Linked DNA regions of Homo sapiens: all the other regions are linked to region 2. The links are chromatin loops, found by intact Hi-C in ENCODE. Cell type or tissue: heart right ventricle. All regions are shown on one strand.

What was found. A loop is a pair of places that touch in the nucleus more often than their neighbours do. Peaks named below come from ENCODE experiments on the same cell type or tissue, not always from the same donor. Only the 100,000 strongest peaks of a DNase experiment are listed, where the experiment ranks them.
Region 1: a loop joins it to region 2, with 16 times the contacts of the local background. A loop is called at or near these places in 41 of 110 quality-filtered maps.
Region 3: a loop joins it to region 2, with 18 times the contacts of the local background. A loop is called at or near these places in 76 of 110 quality-filtered maps.

The regions. Positions count from the first base shown.
Region 1 is chr1:65,211,512-65,219,511 of GRCh38, forward strand. AK4 (adenylate kinase 4) reads left to right here. Exons shown (of 5, transcript NM_013410.4): 3 at 7,243-7,415. Among named protein-coding and RNA genes, the nearest start is that of AK4, 67 kb to the left of the region's middle. RefSeq lists an enhancer at 2,016-2,115. In heart right ventricle, a CTCF peak has its summit at 4,233 (motif pointing right); no DNase peak of the experiment used is centred here.
Region 2 is chr1:65,684,029-65,692,028 of GRCh38, forward strand. No RefSeq gene overlaps it. Among named protein-coding and RNA genes, the nearest start is that of PDE4B, 100 kb to the right of the region's middle. In heart right ventricle, a CTCF peak has its summit at 3,837 (motif pointing left); DNase peaks (open chromatin) are centred at 3,863 and 7,732; H3K27ac peaks cover 1,719 bases; H3K27me3 peaks cover 743 bases.
Region 3 is chr1:65,231,878-65,239,877 of GRCh38, forward strand. It overlaps AK4 (adenylate kinase 4), which reads left to right. Exons shown (of 5, transcript NM_013410.4): 5 at 1-268. Among named protein-coding and RNA genes, the nearest start is that of DNAJC6-AS1, 73 kb to the right of the region's middle. In heart right ventricle, a CTCF peak has its summit at 4,200 (motif pointing right); no DNase peak of the experiment used is centred here.

The sequences.
Region 1 (8,000 bases), 470 kb before region 2:
GATTGTAGAGACAAATAGCACTTGATTTAAAGCTAGATTAGTCACTTATCATGTGATCTTGAGCAAGTCACTTCACTTTTCCCAGCATTGGTTTTTACAGTTTTAAAATGGGGATAAGGCCTACCTGACAGAATTATTGTTACTTTTGAGATAATATTTACTCATTCAACAAATATTTTCATTCGGCACTTACTGTGTGCAAAGCACGCTTACAGCACTAAGGTTATAGCAGTAAACAAGAACTTAAAATGTTCTACTCTAATTTAGTTTACTTCTGGTAGGAATAGAAACACTTAAAAAATAAGGTAAATCATATATGGCAAATGGTGATGAATATTCTGAAGGAAAACAAAAAGAAAATAAAGGGTGAATAGGAGTGTTGGCGTGTGGTAGAGGTGCAGTTTAACAGGACAGTTAGAAAAGTCTTAACAAGGCACCACTGGAGCCAAGATTTGGAAGAGCTGAGGATACACATGGGTATCTGGAGCAAAAGCAGAGGGAATATGAACTGTGAATGTCCAGGGTGGGCACCTGCTTGAGAGCTGCAAGGATGCCGGTATGGCTGGCACGGAGACGTGGACAGAGAAATGAGGTGAGAGAGGTGGCAGGACAGGGGCCCAGATGGGTAGGCCTTTGCAAGCCTGTACAATTTTGGCTTTTCCTCTGCATGTAATATATCTGGCACATAAGGGATGCTCTACAAATGGTAACTGTGTTATAAGGATGCCACCATGATGCCCTGCTTTTTAGGTAGGTAGAAGAAAGATAGACAGGGTAACATTTTAGGATTCTTTTTTTTTTTTGAGACAGGGTTTCCCTGTGTCTCCCAGGCTGGAATTCAGTGGCGCGATCTCAGTGCACTGCAACCTCTGCCTCCTGGGCTCAGGTGATCTTCCCACCTTAATCTCCCAAAGTGCTGGGATGAGCCACTGTGCTCAGCCTAGGATCCACCCATGCTCACCCACCCAACTTTTTATTTTATTTTATTTTATTTTGAGACAGGATCTTGGTCTGTCACCTAGGCTGTAGTGCAGTGGCACAGTCACAGCTCACTGCAGCCTCAACCTGCTGGGCTTATGCAATCCTTCTACCTCAGCCTCCCAAGTAGCTGGGACTACAGACGGGCACTACCACGCCCACCTAATTTTTGTACTTTTTGTAGAGATGAGGTCTCACTATGTTGCCCAGGCTGGAGGATTCTTTTTAACAATTACTTTTTATATGCCTGATACAGCAGCATCGTTGCATAGAAAGAGAGAACACTTTAGCAGAAATCTAAGGACCAGATGTCATATGCATTGTGCTGTTGGCTTTCACTGAATCCAAGCTTAATTAAACTGAGGCTAATAACTTCTCTATCCACCTCATAGGGTTAATGAGAAGAGTAAGAGGTAAGTAAATTTATAGAAATGCTTTGTGAACAGTTTAGTATATGTGAAGCATAAAGGCTATGTTTGCTGAGTTGCAGACTTGGAAGCCATGTAGTCCAGCTCCTTCCAAGGCACAGTTGTCTTGTCTTTGTGAATGCTTCTAGAAAAGGGCACTCACTACAGAAAATACCACAAAGCTGCCACTTTTCTTGATTTGGATCCTTAGTTACAGTTAACACAGCCTGCACGTGCACTAGTTCCTTGGAAGTTATACCATGTTGCTACCTCAAGGTACACTTGTATTATCAACAGCTTAAGAGTGAGTCTTTGTGTTGAATTTATCCATCTGTAACCCAAATGAAACCTCACCGTGATAAGGTATTGAACCAGATCAGGAAAGTAGATTAAGGAGCTTTACTATTAAAGAGTCAGGTAGGTGATGAAAGGGGCAAACTGAAAACCAGTGGAAGGAGGCTTATGGAAGTAGTGGCTGTGTTGTGCCCAGGTTCTGTGCTGTGCTGGGGTTGAGCTCCCTGTGACTCATGACTACCTGTGCTGAGCTGTAACTGCCACAGAGAGCACCAGGGACTCCCCAAGCTCTTAGAAAAAACCCAGAAAAGGAATTAAATGTGGGTGGATGAGGGCCTTTCTTTCCTGCTGCTGCGTTTTTATTGAATTGGGAAATGAGCTGAGCTCCTAGGTGAGCTCTACCAAGAGCAGCAGCAACCGTTTATTAATCAGCACACTCTCCATGTGCCCAGCACTTTGCATCTTATACATTTGACAGGGATTGTCACTTTTAATCCTCAAACTGCCCTGTGCAGTAGGCATTACCCTTTGTCATGGGCTGAGTTGTGGGTGTGTCCTCTGACCCCGAATTCCTGTGTTGAAGCCCTAACTGCCCCCCCAGTACCTCAGATTGTGACTATATTTAGAGAGAAGGTCTGTAAAGAGGTGATTAACTTCAAATGAGGTCATTAGGGTGGGCCCCAATCCAATCTGACTGGCGTCCTTATAAGAAAAGGACATTTGGACGTGGATACATAGAGTGAAGACCATGTGAAGGCAGCAGGAGAGACAGCCATCTATGAATCAATTAGAGGCCTCTGAAGGAGCAAACCCTGCTGATACCTTGGTCTTGGACTTATAGCTTCCAGGATTGTTTAAGCCACCCAGTCTGTGGCAGCCCTAGCAAACTAATGTGCCCTCATTTTTGTTGTTGTTGTTGTTTGTTTGTTTGTTTGTTTTGAGATGGAGTCCCTCTCTGTTGCCCAGGCTGGAGTGTAGTGGCACGATCTCGGCTCACTACAACTTCCACCTCCGGGTTCAAGTGATTCTCCTGCCTCAGCCTCCTGAGTAGCTGAGATTACAGGCGTGGGCCACCATGCCTGGCTTATTTTTGTATTTTTAGTAGAGATGGGGTTTTGCCATGTTGGCCAGGCTGGTCTTGAACTCCTGACCGCAAGTGATCCACCCGTCTTGGCCTCCCAGAGTGCTAGGATTACAGGCGTGAGCCACTGTGCCCGGCCCCTTGTTTCATATCTGATGAAACTAAGGATCTGAGAGTAGATGAAACTAAGGATCTGAGAGTATATGAAACTTGCCAAAGTTCTCACAGTTACGGCTAGGTAAAGTCCCGGGATTAAATCCAGGTGCGTCTGATTACAGGTAGAGATAAATCTAGGCATTAAATCCAGGTGTGTCTGTTCCCAAAGCTTGTGCTTATACCTAATGTGTTATTGAGTCCTGAATGTGTCTACCTTAAGGCTATTTCTCCTCACTTTTGAAATAGTGAGTGGCACCCAGATCTTTGACTTATTTCTGGTCCATTGTTCTTACTAATATACCATGCTTGCCTCCCCTGCCACCACTTTCCTTAGAGGTAAGATACTGCACAAGTACATGAGAGCCTCTGGAGAAGAATGTCACAAACAGGTGACTAAGTTAGGGAGTTCGTAAATCTGGAAAGATTTGCATGTGTTTGGGACTTTCCTTCCCAGCTCACTTCTGATGAAGTGAGATAGAGGCGACTTGTTCTTCAAAGTGGTTTGTTACCTACTTAGAAGTAGAGTTAAGCCTGACAGAAAAATGGGGCAGATAAGTGTTTAGTGTCATACTTGCACTGTTGCTGTCACTGAGAAGTTTGGTGGTTCGTCATGAATCGGGGTAAATATTAGAAATACCCAAGTCCTGCTCTCACTCCTAGATGTTCTACTCTAGGAAAGTCTGGGACAGGATCTGAGCATCCATCATCATTGATTTTTTTTCTTTTCTTTTCTTTTCTTTCTTTCTTTCTTTTTTTTTTGTTTGAGGCGGAGTCTTGCTCTGTCACCAGGCTGGAGTGCAGTGGCACGATCTCTACTCACTGCAATCTCCGCCTCCCGGGTTTCATTGATTCTCCTGCCTTAGCCTCCTGATTAGCTGGGATTACAGGCGCCTGCCACCATGCCCGGCTAATTTTTATATTTTTAGTAGAGATGGGGTTTCACCAAGTTGGCCAGGATGGTCTTGATCTCTTGATCTCAGGTCATTCACCCGCCTCGGCCTCCCAAAGTGCTGGGATTACAGGCGTGAGCCACCATGTCCGACCCTGATTTTTTCTTTTGAGTCTTCCTTGGTGATTTTGATGTGCTCATCAAATGGAGAACCCTTGAAGTTGTGGAATGGTTTATTTCTATAGTTGTTCCTTCTAAACCAGCTTTAGGTACCTGTTGCTTGTAGTCTAAATCACTGGAATTAATTATCATCTGTGGTCTTTAGCAGGTCTGAATGTGAGAGTCCAGTAGGTAGCAGGTGCTATCCAACATGTTTTTGAAATTTTTCTTGCTGAGTTCAGCCTATTTTGTACACTTTGCATTTTACTCCTCCAGAGGGCTCTAGAGCTCAGCTGAGCAGACTGGCTTGTTACCCTCATTAGACAAAGAAACTAGCCAATAAGATTTGAGCTTTTATTTGTTGGAGGAACTAATGTTATGTTATCTTTTAGAGCTTCCTGTTCTTTTCTTTTCTAGTGCTTCCCCCGCTCCCAGCTCTCAACCTCTATCCGATATAAAGACTGTTTTCTTGTCAAGGTCACAGTTAGTGATGCTAGAACACAAGGCAGAGACTGTGGCTAAGCTTTCAGGTCTTAGAAGAGGGATCTCTAAAATTCTTTGTTTACATTTATCAGTGAGAAGGTTGAATTTACATCTTCAATATATGGATAATTATGTATAAATTATTTATTTACCCATGCAGTTTCACTAATGTGATTGCAGTGCTTTTTTTTTTTTAGACAGTCTTACTCTGTCACCCAGGCTGGAGTGCAGTGGTACAATCTCAGCTCACTGTAACCTCTGCCTCCCAGGTTCAAGCAATTCTCGTACCTCAGCCTCCCTAGTGGCTGGGATTACAGGCATGCGCCACCAGGCCCAGCTAATTTTTGTATTTTTAGTAGACATGGAGTTTTGCCAGGCTGGTCTCGAACTCCTAGCCTCAAGTGATCCACCGGCCTGGGCTTCCCAAAGTGCTGGGATTACAGGCATGAGCCATCATGCCCGGCCACTAATACGACATTCTTTTAAAAGAATGAGCCAAGCCCTCCCTGCCTCCCGCTTCCCCAAAGTTCAAATATTTTCTTTCTGTACTTCAGTGAAGATAACTTTGGAAGCCACTGCTTTAGAAAATGCTTTTCATTGATGTGGCAGAGGTTTGCGGGGAAAGAGTTTATAGATGATCTTGAGGTTGTTTGGGCTGTAGGTACCTTTCTTTTTTTTTCTTTTTTCTTTCTTTCTCTTTCTCTCTGTCTTCCTTTTCTTTCTTTTCTTCTTTTTTTTTTCTTTTTGAGACAGGAGCTCACTATCTCACTCTGTCACCCAGGCTGGAGTGCAGTAGTGTGATTGTAGCTCACTGCAGCCTTGAACTCCTTGGGCTCAAGTAATCCTCCCACCTCAGCTTCCCAAGTACCTGTAACTACAGGCATGCATCACCAGTAAAAGCAATTTTTTAATTTTTATTTTTGGTAGAGATGGGTTCTCTCTACATTGCCCAGGCTGGCCTTGAATTCCTGGCCTCAAGTGATCCCACTGCCTCGGCCTCCTAAAGTGTTGAGATTACAGGTGTGAGCGACTGTGCCTGGCCTTGCAGGCAACTTTTTATTCCAATTGCCATCTTGACATTGTAGTGAAGAGTGAGTTGTCCAGGGAAAGGCAGAACCTGACAGTCATTGAGAGGGGACTTTATGTGGATGGCTCACAGGCAGTAAGGAAGGCTTTGGAGGAAGCATTGGAGAGTTAGCAAGCAATAGGTACCTGAAGCAGTGGCGTGGGTGGATTTTGTCACATTCAACTCAGTGAGCACTCAAATCAGCTTGGCATTCACACAGACTTAGGGGTTTCAATGCAGTGCTGCATATTCATGTTTGAGCCACCAACTTCCTGCAGTAAGGAAAGGAATTCTTTGAATTGTAAGTGCTACAGGGCCATGAATACCCATTTTTAAGTTGTCATCTTGATACTTCCAATTTTGAAAGGGTAGAGATGGGCTGGTATCCTTATCTGAATGGATTTAAAGTTTCTCTTCTGGATGTTGCATCTTTTATTATACTTTCAGCTCTTCATCTACCTGGTTCTTTAACTAGGATATAAAGACATTTTTTTAGAAAATGATAGTAGATCCAGCAAGATTTTTGTCAGAGCAGATAAACTGGAGTGATTTGTTTAGGAAAAAGTTACCACTGTGTAGCCCCACCAGAGCCAAACCTGGAGTTACATTTAAACAGGTCAATCTCTGAAGAAAAGTGTAATTTGGGGTCATATGACCTAACTCCTGAGGTCACCCAGAGCTTATACTTAAATCAGAAAAGGAAGAGATGCCCATGAGCCCAAATTTTAATTTTGTTATTTCCACACATTTAGAAAAGTAGGAAGAATAAGTTTTGCATTATCCCAATAGATTTAAAAACTCTAGTTCCTTTTAAAATCTTTAAATAGACTTAAAACAATTTCAAATTTTTTCCAGCTTTATCGCGGTATACTTGACAAGTAAGTGTATATATTTAAGGTGTACAATGTGATGCTTTGATACATACAGTGTGAAATGATTACCACAGTTAGGTTTAATAATTAACATATCCATCATCTCACATAGGTATGATTTCTTATGTGTGTGGCGAGAATCCTGAAAATCAACTCTGAGCACATTTCAAGTGTACAATACAGTATTTATGATAGTCACCATGCTGTTAATCAGATTGCCTACCTTGGTTAAAGTGCAGACTCAGGTGAAGGTCTGGATGGAGGATCATACTTTAATTGATTTAGACTCTAAAATAAATGTATATAGTTATTTTTGCTAACCTAAGAACCTACTCATAAATGGCTAGTGTTAAAATGATGTAAGATAAAATGCTTTCCCTTCACTTTTTTAACAGAAGTGGAAATGGAGGTGATGTAACTTGCCTGAGGTGACACAGGTAGTTAAGAGCAGAGAAAGGACTAGAGCCAGGACTGGTTTAGTGATTTTTAGTTTAGCGCATTTTAAATTTTTATCATATGATTCCTTAATCTTTGAGTCTTCCAAATGCAGAAGCTAGGTTATAGAATAGCATATTTTATTTTAATATTACATTTATGGAGGTAGATATTCTTGGTTAAAGCTCATTTTTAAAAAATAATTTCAACTTTTAGATTCAGAGGATACATGTGCAGGTTTGTGACATGGATTTATTATGTGGTGCTAAGGTTTGGGATGCAAATGATCCCATCACCCAGATAGTGTAAAGCTCCTTTTAGAATGGTATATGCAGATTTAATTCTGTCACTGAAAATGTTTCAAGAACTAATTGGAACTGGGCAATAGCTTGCATTTCACTTGTTTTGTTCTTTGCATTTAGGTTTTCCTAGGACATTAGGACAAGCCGAAGCCCTGGACAAAATCTGTGAAGTGGATCTAGTGATCAGTTTGAATATTCCATTTGAAACACTTAAAGATCGTCTCAGCCGCCGTTGGATTCACCCTCCTAGCGGAAGGGTATATAACCTGGACTTCAATCCACCTCATGTACATGTAAGAATATACAAAGTGCTTTCACAACCTGACAAGAAAAAGACAAACAATTTCCATTGAAAAGTGGAGAAAAGGATATGAGTAGACCATTCAAAAAAGAACAAATCTACATGACCAAAAAACATTTTTTAAATGTTCAAATGTAGTTGTCAGGGAAGGGACATTTAAGTATTTAAATAGGATATCACTTTGGATCTATTGGACTGGCAAAATCAAAATATAAAAATTTTTAATTTTATATTTATTACTGATAAATATATGTATACAATGTATATAATTATATTTATTTTATTTAAAAAATAAAACTAAAAGTCTATTGCTGGTGGGATCTGGGGAAAATAATACTCCCTTTTTTTGTTAGCTGAAGTATTACTAGCCTCTTTTTAAAGCAACATAACAATGTACATTCAGAATTTTAAGTAAATAATTTAATTCAGGCTACTTTTAAGAGAATAGCTGTGGAAATGGAAGCATTAGCAGGTTAGGTCATGTATAGGTTGATGCTTGTTTCAATGTTGCTGTAGTGGGCAAAAAACAAAACCAAAAAAATCTCAAAAAAGCAAATGAATGTCCATCTGTAGTGGA
Region 2 (8,000 bases):
GGTAGATCTTCCTCCATCTCTTTATTTTGAGCCTATGTGTGTCTCTGCACGTGAGATGGGTTTCCTGAGTACAGCAGGCTGATGGGTCTTGACTCTTTATCCAATTTGCCAGTCTTTTAACTGTGTCTTTTAATTGGAGCATTTAGCCCATTTACATTTAAGGTTAATATTGTTATGTGTGAATCTGATCCTGTCATTATGATGTTAGCTGGTTATTTTGCTCATTAGTTGATGCAGTTTCTTCCTAGCCTCGATGGTCTTTATAATTTGGCATGTTTTGCAGTGGCTGGTATCAGTTGTTCCTTTCCATGTTTAGTGCTTCCTTGAGGAGCTCTTGTAAGGCAGGCCTGGTGGTGACAAAATCTCTCAGCATTTGCTTGTGTAAAGGATTTTATTTTTCCTTCACTTATGAAGCTTAGTTTGGCTGGATATGAAATTCTGGGTTGAAAATTCTTTTCTTTAAGAATGTTGAGTATTGGCCCCCACTCTCTTCTGGCTTGTAGAGTTTCTGCTGAGAGATCCACTGTTAGTCTGATGGGCTTCCCTTTGTGGGTAACCTGACCTTTCTCTCTGGCTGCCCTTAACATTTTTTCCTTCATTTCAACTTTAGTGAATCTGACAATTATGTGTCTTGGAGTTGCTCTTCTCAAGGAGTATCTTTGTGGCGTTCTCTGTATTTCCGGAATTTGAATGTTGGCCTGCTTGCTAGGTTGGGAAAGTTTTCCTGGATAATATTCTGAAGAGTGTTTTCCAACTTGGTTCCATTCTCCCTGTCACTTTCGGGTACACAAATCAGACGTAGATTTGGTCTTTTCACGTAGTCCCATATTTCTTGGAGGGTTTGTTTGTTTCTTTTTACTCTTTTTCCTCTAAACTTCTCTTCTCACTTCATTTCATTCATTTGATTTTCAATCACTGATACCCTTCTTCCACTTGATCAAATCGGCTATTGAAGCTTGTGCATGCGTCATGTGGTTCTCGTGCCATGGTTTTCAGCTCCATCAGGTCATTTAAGGTCTTCTCTACACTGTTTATTCTAGTTAGCCATTCATCTAATCTTTTTTCAAGGTTTTTAGCTTCTTTGTGATGGGTTTGAACATTCTCCTTTAGCTCGGAGAAGTTTGTTATTACCGATCGTCTGAAGCCTTCTTCTCTCAACTCGTCAAAGTCATTCTCCATCCAGCTTTGTTCCATTGCTGGCGAGGAGCTGTGTTCCTTTGGAGGAAAAGAGGCACTCTGATTTTTAGAATTTTCAGCTTTTCTGCTCTGGTTTCTCCCCATCTTTGTGGTTTTTGATGATGGTGACATACAGATGGGGTTTTGGTGTGGATGTCCTTTCTGTTTGTTAGTTTTCTTTCTAACAGTTAGGACTCTCAGCTGCAGGTCTGTTGGAGTTTGCTGGAGGTCCACTCCAGACCCTGTTTGCCTGGGTATCACCGGTGGAGACTGAAGAACAGCAAATATTGCAGAACAGTAAATGTTGCTGTGTGATCCTTCTTCTGGTAGCTTCATCTCAGAGGGGCATCTGGCTGTATGAGGTGTCAGTCGGCCCCTACTGGGAGGTGTCTCCCAGTTAGGCTACTTGGGGGTCAGGGACCCACTTGAGGAGGCAGTCTGTCTGTTCTCAGATCTCAAACTCTGTGCTGGGAGAAGCACTGCTCTCTTCAAAGCTGTCAGACAGGGACGTTTAAGTCTGCAGAAGTTTCTGCTGCCTTTTGTTCAGCTATGCCCTTCCCTCAGAGGTGGAGTCTACAGAGGCAGGCAGGCCTCCTTGAGCAGCGGTGGGCTCCACCCAGTTTGAGTTTCCCAGCCGCTTTGTTTACATACTCAGGCCTCAGCAATGGTGGATGCCCATCCCCCAGGCTCACTGCCACCTTGCAGTTTGATCTCAGACTGCTGTGCTAGCAATGAGTGAGGCTCCGTGGGTGTGGGACCCTCTGAACCATGCACGGGATATAATCTCCTGGTGTGCCATTTGCTAAGGCCGTTGGAAAAGTGCAGTATTAGGGTGGGAGTGTCCCAATTTTCCAGGTACTGTTTGTCACGGCTTCCCTTTGCTAGGAAAGGGAATTCCCTGACCCCTTGTGCTTCCCAGGTGAGGTGATGCCCTGCCCTGCTCATGGGCTGCACCCACTGTCTGACAAGCCCCAGTGAGATGAACCTGGTACCTCAGTTGGAAATGCAGAAATCACCTGTCTTCTGCATTGCTCACGCTGGGAGCTGCAGACTGGAGCTGTTGCTATTTGGCCATCTTGGAACCTCCTCTTATTCACTCTTTCTAAGCATTTTTTTGTACCCATTAACTATCCCCACTTCCCCTCCCCCACTGCCTTCCCAGCCTCTGGTAATCATTATTCTACTCTCTATCTCCATGAGTTCAATTGCTTTAATTATTAGCTCCTCCAAATAAGTGAGGACATGTGAGAACATCTTTCTGTGCCTGGCTTATTTCACTTAACATAATGACTTCCCTTTCCATCCATGTTATTGCAGATGACAGTTTCATTCTTTTTTATGGCTGGGTAGTATTTACTTGATACATTTGTTTCTCATGGGAGTATGGGTTAGAAGTTTTGAAACTAATTAATTTGGATGTTAAGCTTGAACAAAATAAATGAATGAATAAATAAATAAATAAACACATTGTAAATGATCAAAGCTAGGTTTCTCAGAGTGGAAGAATGAAGTGTCGAAAATGAAAGTCAGGAGGGTTAGATGGAATCTAACCTTGATGCTCTTACCTTGCTAGGGTTTTCTGTGTTTTGGCTCCTCCCTGAACTTTCAGCCATCCCTGCAGGGCTGAGCCACACACAGTGACTCTCCACTTATTTGCTTCTCTTTTAGTGGTAGGCTGCTCTTGTTTGTGACTGGATTCTGAGTTCATGGTGGACATTCTCTGTTGTCTTGAATCAGCCTCAGTCTTAGTCATTTAGACCCAGTGCCTGGGTCTTGAGAGTGGGGCTCTCTGGGCATGCTATATTGATTTTACTACTTCTGTTGCTTTCCTGCTATACCTGTACTGTCCATTTCCAGAGAGCTGCACCAACCAGTGTCTTACTTATATTTGGACCTACAGTGTCTGTGATAATGCCTGGTACATAATAGACCTTTGGTAAATTTCTATTGCATGTAATTGAACGAAGTCGATTTGAGTGAAATGTTTAGGAAAACGAAGCGTTGACATTGCTTGTATTTCACAAGATAGTTAAAAATGAATTAACGAGGAAAATTCTGGTTTGAGAATCATTTTCTCTACCTCTTTATAACTATTTGAAATGACAGCATTCCCCATAATAGATTCTCTTTATTTGCCTCACTTCTCTTCGTAGGGGTGAGATAACTGAAATGTGCTGAGGAATTTCCATGTGGCAAGTGTCATGCTGGTCTTTTAAACACACATCCTCATTTAAATCCTGATGATGCTTAAAATCTCCACTGAGAAAATAGGGGACTTAGTAACTTTTCAAATAACTCAGAAGTAGTACGTAAAAGAGGCAGACTAGGAGTCTAGGCCTGAAGGCATGTAAATATCAAAACCAGCTTGTCAAACAGTGTGCTTCTCATAGAAAGATTACTTCTTAACTTGGAGATGAGAACTTTTCATGCTGTACAAACTCGCATGGACAGTGGGTGAGGACAGACTTCTAGGCTCTAAATCTCCAAGGGGTCAGGAAACAACCATGGGGTGGCCAATCGGAGTTGAACCCATTAAGTTACTTGTGAAGTGAAGAAAACATATCAATCAAATTTTTAAAAGTATAGTGTTTGCAATCTCTTGTCTTTCCAGAGCTCCCGACAACCGTCCTTCTGCTTTGCCTTGTGCTCTGCTGCCACCTGCTGGTCATCTCAGAGAAGGCAGAAGGAAACTTTGGGCACAGGGTCAGTGCTCTGGGATCTTTGCCAGTGCAGCCCTGCAGAGTGACTACGGTGACATCTGCAATTGTTTTCTAGGAGCTTGTGTTGACATTCTTGGCTTATCTCAATTCTTTCATTATCTGAAAAGTTTTGAGTAAAAGACCTGTGCCCTAAGGTCTGAAGTTCCAGCCTTCAAACAGGATGTGGGCAGAGGCCTCCCCTTGCTTCGGTAATAAAGTAGATGGATGGCTGATAGGGAGGGCCCAGCAGTCCCTGACGGGGAAATAGTAGGCATTTTCCAAATGAGAGCTCTTCCCTCTCCCCCTCCCTTCACCAGAGGCCCCTCAGGAGATGCTTGGCTCCTGAAGTCCCTGAAGTTGGAGCACATTTAGAAGCTAAAATAGTACCAAGATTTGGGTCTTCTCACTTGCAATTCAGGACTCCTCTGGCTAACGAAATTCTGCGTATGGACTTAAGCAAGAGAGAGCCCCCTAATATGGGAGTAGGTACAGAATTATAAAGTCTGCAGACACAGCAGGCAGGCGGCGGCTGACCTTACTATGCTGGGACTTTAAACAAGTGTTGCTAAGGTCAGCAGAGCATCCAGACACCAAATTGTGCAGTAGGATAGGAAACTATCTGTTAATGACTTTAGAAGTCTATCATTATTTTTCCACCATAAATCTTGGAAAAAACATTAGAAATAATGTATGTGTGCACATAGTCACACATATACAAAGAATGTAAAGAATATAAAATTTGTGATGAAAGGCTAAATACCAACAGTAGTTATCTGAAGGTGATTAGTGCTTTTCCTTATCTGCATTTTATAGTTTTTTTTTAAATGGTGAATATTTATTACTTAGTATCTTTTAAATTAAAAAAAGAAAGAGTGTCTCTTAATCAGAGACTCTGGCTGTATACATCTGGGACTTTTGGTTGTAAGTAGAATGGACCAGAATCTCCAAGGCAGGAGATGGGAAACAGAAAAGAAAGGTCAGCTCTGTTTTATTCTTGCAGCTCGCTCACCCCAGCAGTTTGAAGATAGAGGACAGGGCTATTTGGCTTCTCTGATGTCGTCACTCACTTGGCTGGGATGACATATGGCTGGTGCTGGAGTCCAGAGATCTGGCACTGGCTGTTGTTCTTATTCATCCTTAATCCTGCATCACCCTTCATCTCTGGCCACTACTTCTGTCCTAGTCCTCCCCTATCATGGTAATTGTCTTGTCCTCATTCCAATCTCTCTTTCTACCACCACACAAAATTTTGACAAGCAAGTGGCTAGAAACCGACATTGTTTGTTCAGTATTAAGTCAAAGGAGAAAAGGAGGAGGAACACAGAGGTGTGGTTTTGTTGTTGTTGCTTTTTTTTTTCTTGCCACTGGAAAGATTTGTGCACACTGACATTTAAAACTTATTAACCAGCCAGGAGTGGTGGCTCACTCCTGTAATCCTAGCGCTTTGGGACGCTGAGGTGGGCAGATCACTTGAGGCCAGGAGTTCGAGACCAGCCTGGCTATAATGGTGAAACCTCTTCTGTAGTAAAAATACAAAAATTAGCCAGGCATGGTGGCACACACCTATAATCCCAGCTACTTAGGAGGCTGAGGCAGGAGAATTGCTTCAACTTAGGAGGCGAAGGTTGCAGTGAGCCGAGCTCGCACCACTATACTCCAGCCTGGGTGACAGAGCGAGACTCTATCACAAAAAACAAAACAAACAAACAAAAAGACTTACTAACCAACAGCTTAACTTGGGCTGAGAGGGACTAAAACTTGGGTCTCTACCTTACCAAGTGAAATACCAGATGAGCAAAATCACGCTCAAGTTCTCACTCCCAATAAGCTTTTTCTTCCCCTATTCCCATTTTGAAAGAGGGTGAATATTCTTCCAGAATCCTAAGCATAAAATATGAGAGTTGCTGTGGAGTCTTCTCCCCATCTTATCAATTGCCAAGTTCTGAAGCTTCCATCTGAGGCCCTCCCTTCTCCCCTCCTTCCCTCTATGGGCTCCCTGTTTTACCCCCATCACCTCTGCTCTGCTCACAGCATGAGCCTTCTGAGGTTTCACACCCCCAGTCTGCCCTCATCCAGTCCATCTGACCTAGAGATGCTGCATTCATTCATCCGAGGGCCAGTTTTGACTGCCTTTTTAAAAACATTTGCGAGTTCTCTGGTATTGACCAAATAATACTTGAATTCTAAAAGTAGGTGTATAAACCCTTCTGCAGTCTAATCCCAGGTTATCATTGACTATTCCCTGTGGGATAACGTTGTCAACAGCCAAACTTGGTGGTTCCAGGCACTGTAGTTGACACTGAGGCTATAGACATGAGAATCGGATGCAGTGCTTGCGCTCCAGTAGCCCCACCTCCTGTTGGAGACACAGTCAGCAGTGGTGTAAGTGCTGTAGAGGGATGACGAAGGCTCTCTAGGAGTCTAGGACAGAGAGGGTCAGAGGCTTCTTTAGGCTAAGGCAGAGAAGGAATAGGAATTAACCAGACACCTTGAGGGTAGAAATCGAGGCTAGGAGACTGGTAGACATTTTAGGAGAGGCAACCAAGCAGTTGCATGAAATTGCAAGAATACATGCCAGGTGCTACTTCACATAGTTTAGGCTGCATGTGAGGAAGCAGTGGAAGAAGATGCAGGGGGCATAAGAACAACAGCACAAACATAAATTTCTTCCTTGTATTCTGCTTAGCACTTTTCATGGGTTTTCATGTTTACTTCTCAGGAAACACTAATATGGGTAAGGTTTGTTCTGCTACAATGTATGCTTCTGTAACAACAGTTAGCTTATACTTGATTGGAAAATAAGGGAATGATTTCAGTATAATGAAGTTGGGTTGGTTCAGATAGTCTCCCCACCCCACCCCGCAAGGCTAGGGGAATTAGAAAAGCAGGAATAAAATCAGAACGTTCAGCAGGAAATAAGAAAGCCCTCAGCTCAACTGTGGCTTAGACTCAGGGCCCTTACTGCTCTATTTTAAGAAAACTAAAAATGAGAGTCTGCCATGGGGCTCCCTCTCTAGAGAAGCCAGCTTTACGCAAGATCCTGGCTCTCGGCAGGTCCATGTCCCCCTCTGTCTACATTCACTGCAGCCCCTCTGGTTCAGAGCTCCACTTCTATCTGCATTTTCTTAGTGCCTACATGATACCATCTCCTCTCTATAACTCTGAGCTTTTTTGATAGCCCCTGAAGCAGCCTTCAACTGTGCTGAGCAGCCTTCAACTGTGCTGAGCAGCCTTCAACTGTGCTGAGCAGCCTTCAACTGTGCTGAGCAGCCTGCCTGGATCGTCCAAGTTATCTCCAGAGATTCCAGCTATTGTTTTTCTGTCTGGTTGCAAAGTTTCACAGCTTTTGAGAGATATGCTCAATTTCATTTTTTTCCCTTTAGTCCTTTATTTTTAGTGTGATTTTGTAGAATGTGAGATTTTTCAGGATCGAGTATGTTGTGCAATAGAAGACATGTACTATTGAATTCTTGTTTCATAGGAGAGGAAATAGCAGCTTAGATGCATGTAACTTGCTCATGTTTTTATGTCTGGTGGATAGTAATGCTGAATTTCATGGCTCAAGCTACTTTGTTTTATGGGGCAGATTGGATAGGGTCTTACATGCTGGCACTTAAAAATCTGTTATCTCTCGGCAACTGGGCCTGGGACTTTGCAAATCGCATTTCCTGAACTCCTTTGCTAGCTGCTTTCCTTAGGTTTTGCCAATGTGAGGCACTAGAAAGTGGCTGAGAAGTGAGAGAAGGGGGAAATGGACTTCCTGTTTTTCTATTCCTGTCCTTGTTTCTCTAGAGCCACAGACAGTTGGCTCCAGCCTCTCCATGTCCCTAAGTTGCCAGCAGCAGCTGGGTCGCCCTTCTTTGGCAGTCAGTGAACAGGCCATGCTATTGTCCTTCACCAGATGGGCTTTAAAATCCCTTCGTAATCCAAGCCCTGGCTGGATTCTTCTTCCTCAGTGGTCTGAGCACCAGCTTTCCAGAGCTTCCTCCAAGAAGTCTGAGCTCCAGGCCCCTGGAACTTCTCCCCAGCTCTTCATTCTGGAAACACCATCTCTCCCTTTTGGATTCCTCACTCCTAGGAGTTGCAGTTGCTTCCTGCAGTTCTTGTTCTCTAGGCCATTGCAGT
Region 3 (8,000 bases), 450 kb before region 2:
TCTTTGGTTTACTGTCCTGTGAAATGTCAGCTCAAGTTTCCCAGAAGTCGTGTGTTTATGATGAGTCAGAGTGCTTTTCCTCGGTGGGACAGTTGCTGGCCCTCTTAATTTTGGTGTATGTGCTTCCAAGTATCTAAACCTCCAGTCTGATCTGTATATGCTATCCTAACTGTTAATTGTATTATTGATTATGTTGATTATCTTGCTTGAAGGTTCATACTTTTCAATTTGATAGAAATAAAGTTTTTTTCTGCTTATAGCTAGCGAATTCATTTGTTTGTATAGCTTTTTATACTTGATAATATAAAGTTTCACAAATACTTTCATTGATGCGTCTCTGCAACCACTACATTACCAACAATGTTGTCTCCAATTTGCAGAAAAGCAAGATCTTGAACCAAGAATTATTATCCCCAGTCCTGTTTTCTTTTCTGCTACACCATATTGCCTTATTCGTATACCCTTAAATTCCTTATTTGTCCAGCACTTTATTGTTTACAATTTTAATGTACATTCTTTGTTTTTTTCCCCCTAACCACTAGACAACCAGGGATTTTTCTTTTTCTTGAAATAGATAATGTGAGCAGATTCTCTCCCTGTTTTACACATTAGGAAACTGGATCAGATTATATGACTCTTAAGGTTGTAGCATCTGGGATTACTCAGCAGAAGCAGAAACTATAGCAGGCCTATCACATGGGAGCTAGAACCACAAAGAAAATAGAGCTGCTGTAGGAGAAGCTCCCTGAGATAGTGAGGGATGGGGAAAAATACTCTGGCATTTCCCAGCCTCACACTCTCCTGTCTCTGGGGCGGCTTCCCTTAGCTGAACCCAGCCAGAAGCCAGCTGACATAGGAGCCTGAGAAACATGTTCTAAAGGCTTGTCCATGCCGCTGAAAAGGCAGAGGAAAGGGGAACTGAAGAGGATGGAATGTAGTAGATTGTATTAAATTTAATGACATCCGTCCAGTCCCCTCCTTTTTTTTTTTTTTTTTTTTTGGAGACAGGGTCTTGCTTTGTCACCCAGGCTGGAGTGCAGTGATGCAATCATGGCTCACTGTGCACCCTCAACCTCCTGGGTTCATGTGATCCTCCTGCCTCAGCCTCGTTAGTAGCTGAGACTACAGGTGCATGCCACAATGGGCTAATTTTTTTTTTTCTGATTTTTTTTTTTGTAGAGACAGGGTCTCACTAAGTTGCCCAGGCTGGTCTCAAACTCCTGGGCTCAAGCAGTCCTTCCACCTTGGCCTCCCAAAGTGCTTGGATTACAGGAGTGAGCCACTGTGCCTGGCCACTTTCCCTTCTTTTGGGAGGATTTTACAACTTGGCCCCATTGGCTTCATGCTTGGACATATGGTTTGCTTTGACCAGTGAAATGTGGGCAGAAATGACGTGTGCCACTTCTGAGCAGAAGTTTTAGGAGCTAGGGCATGGTCACCATTCTTTTCCTTTGCAGTGAGACTGGCGACCTCACAGAGCTCTTTCAACCTGGATCCTAAAGTGAAGACGTGGACCAGAGATGTAGCCAATCCATCATAGATGAGTAGTGTGCATTAAAAATAAACCTTTGCTTTATAAGCCACTGAGATTTGGATAGAGTTTATTTTCACAGCATAACTTAGCCCAAGCTGACTGATAAAACCGGGCCTAAGACTAATATATCTTGTTATCCAGTTATAACTTTAATTCTTTTATTATGCATTTTTACTCTCTCGGGATGCAAAGATGAATCAGACCCAGTTTTTGCCCGAGACTTCTTCACAATGTACTGGAGGAGATGGCCATATTATTAGATTGCTCTATACATGACTGTTGGAGTTGATCACTGCGCTATAAAGGAAACAACAGAAGTAGTAACTCTCTTGGCTGGCCAAGTAGAGCCCATGGAAGAGCTAATATTTGAGCTGAGTGTTGCATGCAAAAGGGAACCCAAGCAGATGAAATGGTAGGCACAAGAAAGTCTGAGCATGCATGGCAGGTGGAGGCCACAGCAGTGTGAGGCAGGACCGGGGAGATAAAGATAAGATTGAATTCTACTGGGAAGGGCCTGGCCTTCATTTGGTTGGTAGTAGGCAGTATATTACCAGAAAATGACACCATCAGATTTGCATGATAACGTTGTAGCTGTACCAGGGTCTGAACTAAGATGTGGTAGCAGAGTTCAACAAAAAAGGATGGTTGGATAATAGCAGAAGAGAAAAACTTAAATGACTCTAGGGAACAAAAATGAGTGAAATAGTGGTGAATGTGAGGCAGGGAGTGGCAGGGCTGTGAGGACTGGAGGGCACTGCCCTATCAGAGGGGAGCCATTGCTCAGTTCTGGACAGTTGTTTCCATCTTAGGGATGGTGGCTCAATGCTGCCACCATCATTCAATTTGTCAAAAGAAGCCAAAAATTTGTGTTGCATGTGAAGTTTTATTTTTAAATATTTGCAGTTTTAATTTTAAAAAATTAGGGGAGGGCTTTCCAGCCTTAACAACAACAAAATGGAGAGTTATCGAGAATTCTGTTTTTATAAGAGAGCACTACCCATTTAAATCACTTGAGTTTCTCCCCTGCTCCGTAATTCAACTGATGTGATGTTTTCCCATATTAATTTCAGCCAGTGAATATGTGTAAGTATATCCAGTGATTCTCTCTCTCTCTCTCTCTCTCTCTCTACCAGAGGGACCACAATCAAGGCACCTTTTGCCTTGCTCAGGACCACAAGGAGTTGGAGACAGGGAGCTCTACTATTTGAAAGTGACTAGGAGCTAAGCAGTGCTGAGTCTTTCCTGTGGCCAGTTTTTCTCCTGCCAGGATCCTGGGGTCAGTCCCTTTAAAAAGTCTAGAAGGCCTCCCATGAAGAAATTATGTCTCATACCCCATTAGTAGTTGACACTTTGCATCCCTGCCAATCTAGTGCCATATAACCTGAGAGAGGGATGCCATTTCCTGACAAGGAGGACTCAGAAATACAAAAATGAATAGTCCATAACTAGATCAGTCAGGACAGACCAGCCACTCTCTTCAAAGTAGTGGCTCACATACACTGACCCCTCCAGATCCACTGACTATGTCAACCATCCTGGGGGCACTGACCATCTCAGACAGGCTACTCTGGACATATTGAACACCATGACATCCTGACTATTCTGGGTACATTGATCATATACACCCACCACAATATGAAAGACTTCTATTAGTCCAACAGGGTCAAGGAGAAGGGAGGCAGACTAAAATTGCTTAGAGACCTGGGTGAACCATCTTTTATATTTTATCTTTGTTAAAAAAACTTTGTTATGTTTCCTCAGTATAAAGATAATTTAAAAGAGGTGAATTATTTAGGATACACATGAAAGTCTTACCTAAAAATTTATAGATATTGTATTTATAAGTTGAGGCTAGATAGTAAGGATTCTTAGAAGATAATGACAGATGCCTAGATCTGAATCTTTCTACACATCTTCAAAAAACCATACAGGCTGGGCATGGTGGCTCACTCCTGTAATCCCAGCACTTTGGGAGGCTGAGACAGGAGTATTGCTTGTGCCCGGTAGTTCCAGGCTGCAGTGAGCCAAGATCATGCTGCTGCACTCCAGCCTGGGCAGCAGAGCAAGACCCTGTCATTCATAAATAAATAAATACATATATACACACACACATACATACATACATACAGCTCAACAAGGACAGCAAATAAAATTACAACTCATATCTACTACATATTAGGAAATTTAATAGAAACTCTCATTTTATTTAAGAGGGTAAATCATAGTCCCAGCTATTAAGCTCAGGTAGAAAGAAGAGAAAAACAGGAATTATTTGAGAAAAACATAATGCAGTCGGATCCCAGAGAGTCTCACACTAAGTGGAGAAATACTAAGAATAGCCACACTGCATTACAGCACTTGCTACTGGGGAATTGAAGGGGCTTGAAAGTGCATGGGCCCAAACATTTAAGTCTTCAGAGGGTACTGCTTCTGGGAGAGAAAAGAGGAACTAAGTAAGAAAAGGTATCTCTTGGAAATTTGGTGATGAAGAGGGAAGAAAAAGTTGGAAATTAAGAATCCTACAGAAAGAAGAGTTTCATAAAAATGATGACATATTAAACTCCCCCTAACACTCTCCACTCCATGCAGAGAAGAAAAAAAAAAAAAAAGAGAAAAGAGAAAAATGCTGTTCATTAAGGAAATTGCATTTTACTGTATCTACTGAAGAGGGCACTCTTGAGCTAAGAAACCTAGTAAACTACTCAAATCCTTCAGCCTCATTTGCAGAAACACCTGGCCCAAGAAAATCCAACAGTTTTGAAAATGAACAGAAAATCCAGCAGTCTTGAAAATGAACATCCAAAATTATTTTTTAAAGAAAAGAAAATGAGAATCAAAATTCTTCAGCTGATGAAAATATTCAAGACCCAACTTCAAGGCGGAGAAAACCACAGCACGACACTTCAACATAAATCAAATAGTATCAATGACATGTAGAAAACACACAAAACAGAAACTCACAAATGCAAAATAGAAGTGGGTACAAAACGAGGATTTGTGAAACAAGAGTTGACTGAGTACAGAAAAGAAAATGAAGGAACACACTAATCCTAAAAATTAGAGCTAAATTATAAGGTATGCAAGAAGGTGCAAATTCAAAAAAGTACACAAAGGACACATGAAAAATTGGAATGAAAATTTCCAAGAGAATTGAAACAAAATGAAAAGCCCCAAAAGAAAAGAATAGCTATAGAAGACAAAGAAGATCTAACACACCTATAATTGAATTTTCTAAAGAAGAAAAAGCAGTGAATTGAGACTAAGATTCAAAGCTATGATCCAATAAAGCTTACCAAAAGATTAAGTTGAAAAATCCTGAATCTATTTACTGAAAGGATGCTTTGTGTGAAAATTAACCCCAAGTGGTCAAGTGTAAGATATTTTCTTGTATGCCCGGGAAAATACCTCTAAACCTCCAAGCAAAAAGACCACGTGATTCAATACACAGATCAAAACAACAATGGAGCAGTGCTCTCAAGGACAGAAAGTGTGAACCATGGATTTTTATATCCAGTTAAGCTGATCTTCAGTTATCAAGATTGATAAATAGTTTTAAAATGCAAATTCAAGTTATATTTTCTTCTCTCTTTCCTTTCTTCCTTTCCTTTCTTTTCTTTTCTTCCTTCCTTTCTTTTCTTTGTCTCATATTGTCCTCCAGGCTGGAGTGCAGTGGCGTGATCATAGCTCACTACAGCCTCAAATTCCTGGGCCCAAGTGCCTCAGCCTCCAGAGTAGCTGGGACTGTAGGTGTGTGGCACCATACCTGGCTAATTTTTAATTTTAATTTTAATTTTTAATTTTTTGGAGAGATGGGATCTCACTATGTTGCCCAGGCTGGTCTTGAACTCCTGGCCTCAAGCAATCCTTCCACCTTGACATCTCAAAGTATTGGGATTACAAGAATGAGCCACCATGCCTGTATATTTTAATATTCCTTACTAGGAATCTTTTTTTTCTTTTCTTATGAGACGGAGTCTCACTCTGTTGCCCAGGCTGGAGTGCAATGGCATGATCTCAGTTCACTGCAACCTCCACCTCCTGGGTTCAAGAGATTCTCCTGCCTCAGTCTCCTGAGTAGCTGGGACTACAGGTGCACGGCACCACACCCAGCTAATTTTGTATTTCTTTTTAGTAGAGATGGGGTTTCACCATGTTAGCCAGGCTGGTCTTGAGCTTCTGACCTCAAGTGATCCGCCCACCTCGGCTTCCCAAAGTGCTGGGATTACAGGCATGAGCCACTGTGCCTGGCCCTTATTAGGAATCTGTTAACACTAGATAACAAGCCTCATTAAACCAAGAGATAACTGGAGAAAATACAGCAGGTAACTGTGGTGAACATGTCCTTTATTTAATTGAAGAGACTAAAATGAAGGCAGAGACAAAGGCGTGAGGATAATATGTAAATGTTCTATGTCCAAAAGTAGAAATAACAGAACTAAAGTAATAAAAATATAGAAGAACAGAGGGAGACAGAGGAGAGCAGAATAAGCTACTTGATTGCCATATATGTAATAGGTAGAAACTGGAGGGTATCTATATTAGTCCATTGTCACACTGTTAATAAAGACATACTTGGGACTGGGTAATTTATAAAGGGAAGAGGTTTAATTGACTCGCAGTTCAGCATGGCTGGGGAGGCCTTAGAACACTTACAATAATGACAGAAGGGGATGCAAACATGTTCTTCTTCACATGGCGGTAGTAAGAAGTGCCCAGCAAAAATGGGGAAAAGCCCCCTATAAAACCATCAGATCACACGAGAACTCACTATCAAGAGAACAGCATGAGGGTAACCGCCCCGGTGATTAAATTATCTTCCACAGGGTCCTTCCCATGACACGTGGGGATTATGGGAACTGTAAGATGAGATTTGGGTGGGAACACAGCCAAACCATATCAGTATCATTTAAAGTTGACAAACCAACTAGTAGAAAACTAAGTAAAGAAAAAGTTGTGGCAGCATTATATAGCATATTAATAGCAAATAAAAACTTTTCTAAATACCAAAATAAATTGAAAAAGGACAAAGAGAAAAGAATACATAAATGTGGTAAATTTAATGCTTAAAATAAATACAAAATAATATGATGAGCTAAGACCAAACACGTCAGCCCTATCCATAAATGTAAATGGGTTTAGTCATTTACTTTAAAAAAAAGCTTTCTCAGAGAAGCTCACAAAACAAAATCCAAGTCTATGGTATACAATGGGCATATCTAAAAATTATTCTGAAAGAGCATGTACAAAGAAAATGCAAACAGTAAGAAAACAGAAGTTGTGATTGTGATATAAAAGAAACTAGAATTCAGACCCAAAAGTGCCAAATGAGATAAAGCAGCACACTTCACACAATTCACACAATCCACACTGAAGATATACTAGATATGAAATGCACCAAATAATACAAAAATCTGTCCAGAAAAATCTGGGCAAACCCAGAAGTATATAGACTTTTTTTTTTTTTTTTAACAAATGTATGCATTATATTTATCTAGATACAGAAATTATAAATAAGTTCCTAAGAGGGTAACAAAGATTCAAAATAAACAATCAATACTTATTAAATATTTCCCCCAACTTCTTATTTAGAATTTTCCGATCTACAGTAAAGTTAAAGGAATTCTGAACCTGGGCTCTTTACCCAGCGTCAGCAACTAAAATTTTTTACATTTGCTTTCTCTCTCCACTGTCCTCCCACTTTCTTTTTTTTCTTTTTTGCCAAAACTTTCTAAAGAAAGTTATAGACAACATGACACTTCATCTAGGGTGACCCATGATCTTGGTTTTGGCCAAGACTGCCCAGTTTTAGCAATGAAAGCCCTGAGTTCAAGGAAATCCCCCAGTCCCAGGCAAACCAAGACTGTTGGCCAACCTACCCCTAAATATTTTAGTATCCATTTCTTTAAAAATTTCCTACACAATCACAATGCCATTTTCATAAGAAAATGAACATTAAAATAATTATATATTCTCATCTAATCAAGTCATTTATACTTGCCTAATTATCCCAAAATATGTTCTCTGGTTACGCTTATACACGCACATGACTGCCCTAAAAGTAGGTTTCCCTTTGTAATTAGTAAATGATCTGTGGGGTCATGCTCTGAGAAGTTATATATATCCTATTCCTCTAATAGCCTTCATTTAATGGTTTTCATATCCGCTGATAATACTTTCCTGAATAAATTATTACCTTGAGTTAAAAAATGGTCATTTTCTATTTTTCTTTTCTTTTCTTTCTCCTTTTTTTTTTTATTTTTTATTTGAGATGGAGCTTCACTCTTAATGCCCAGGCTGGAGTACATTGGCACAATCTTGGCTCACTGGAACCTCCGCCTCCCGGGTTCAAGTGATTCTCCTACCTCAGCCTCCTGAGTAGCTGGGATTATAGGTGTGTGCCACCACGCCTGGCTAATTTTGTATTTTTAGTAGAGACGGGGTTTCACCATGTTGGTCAGGCTGGTCT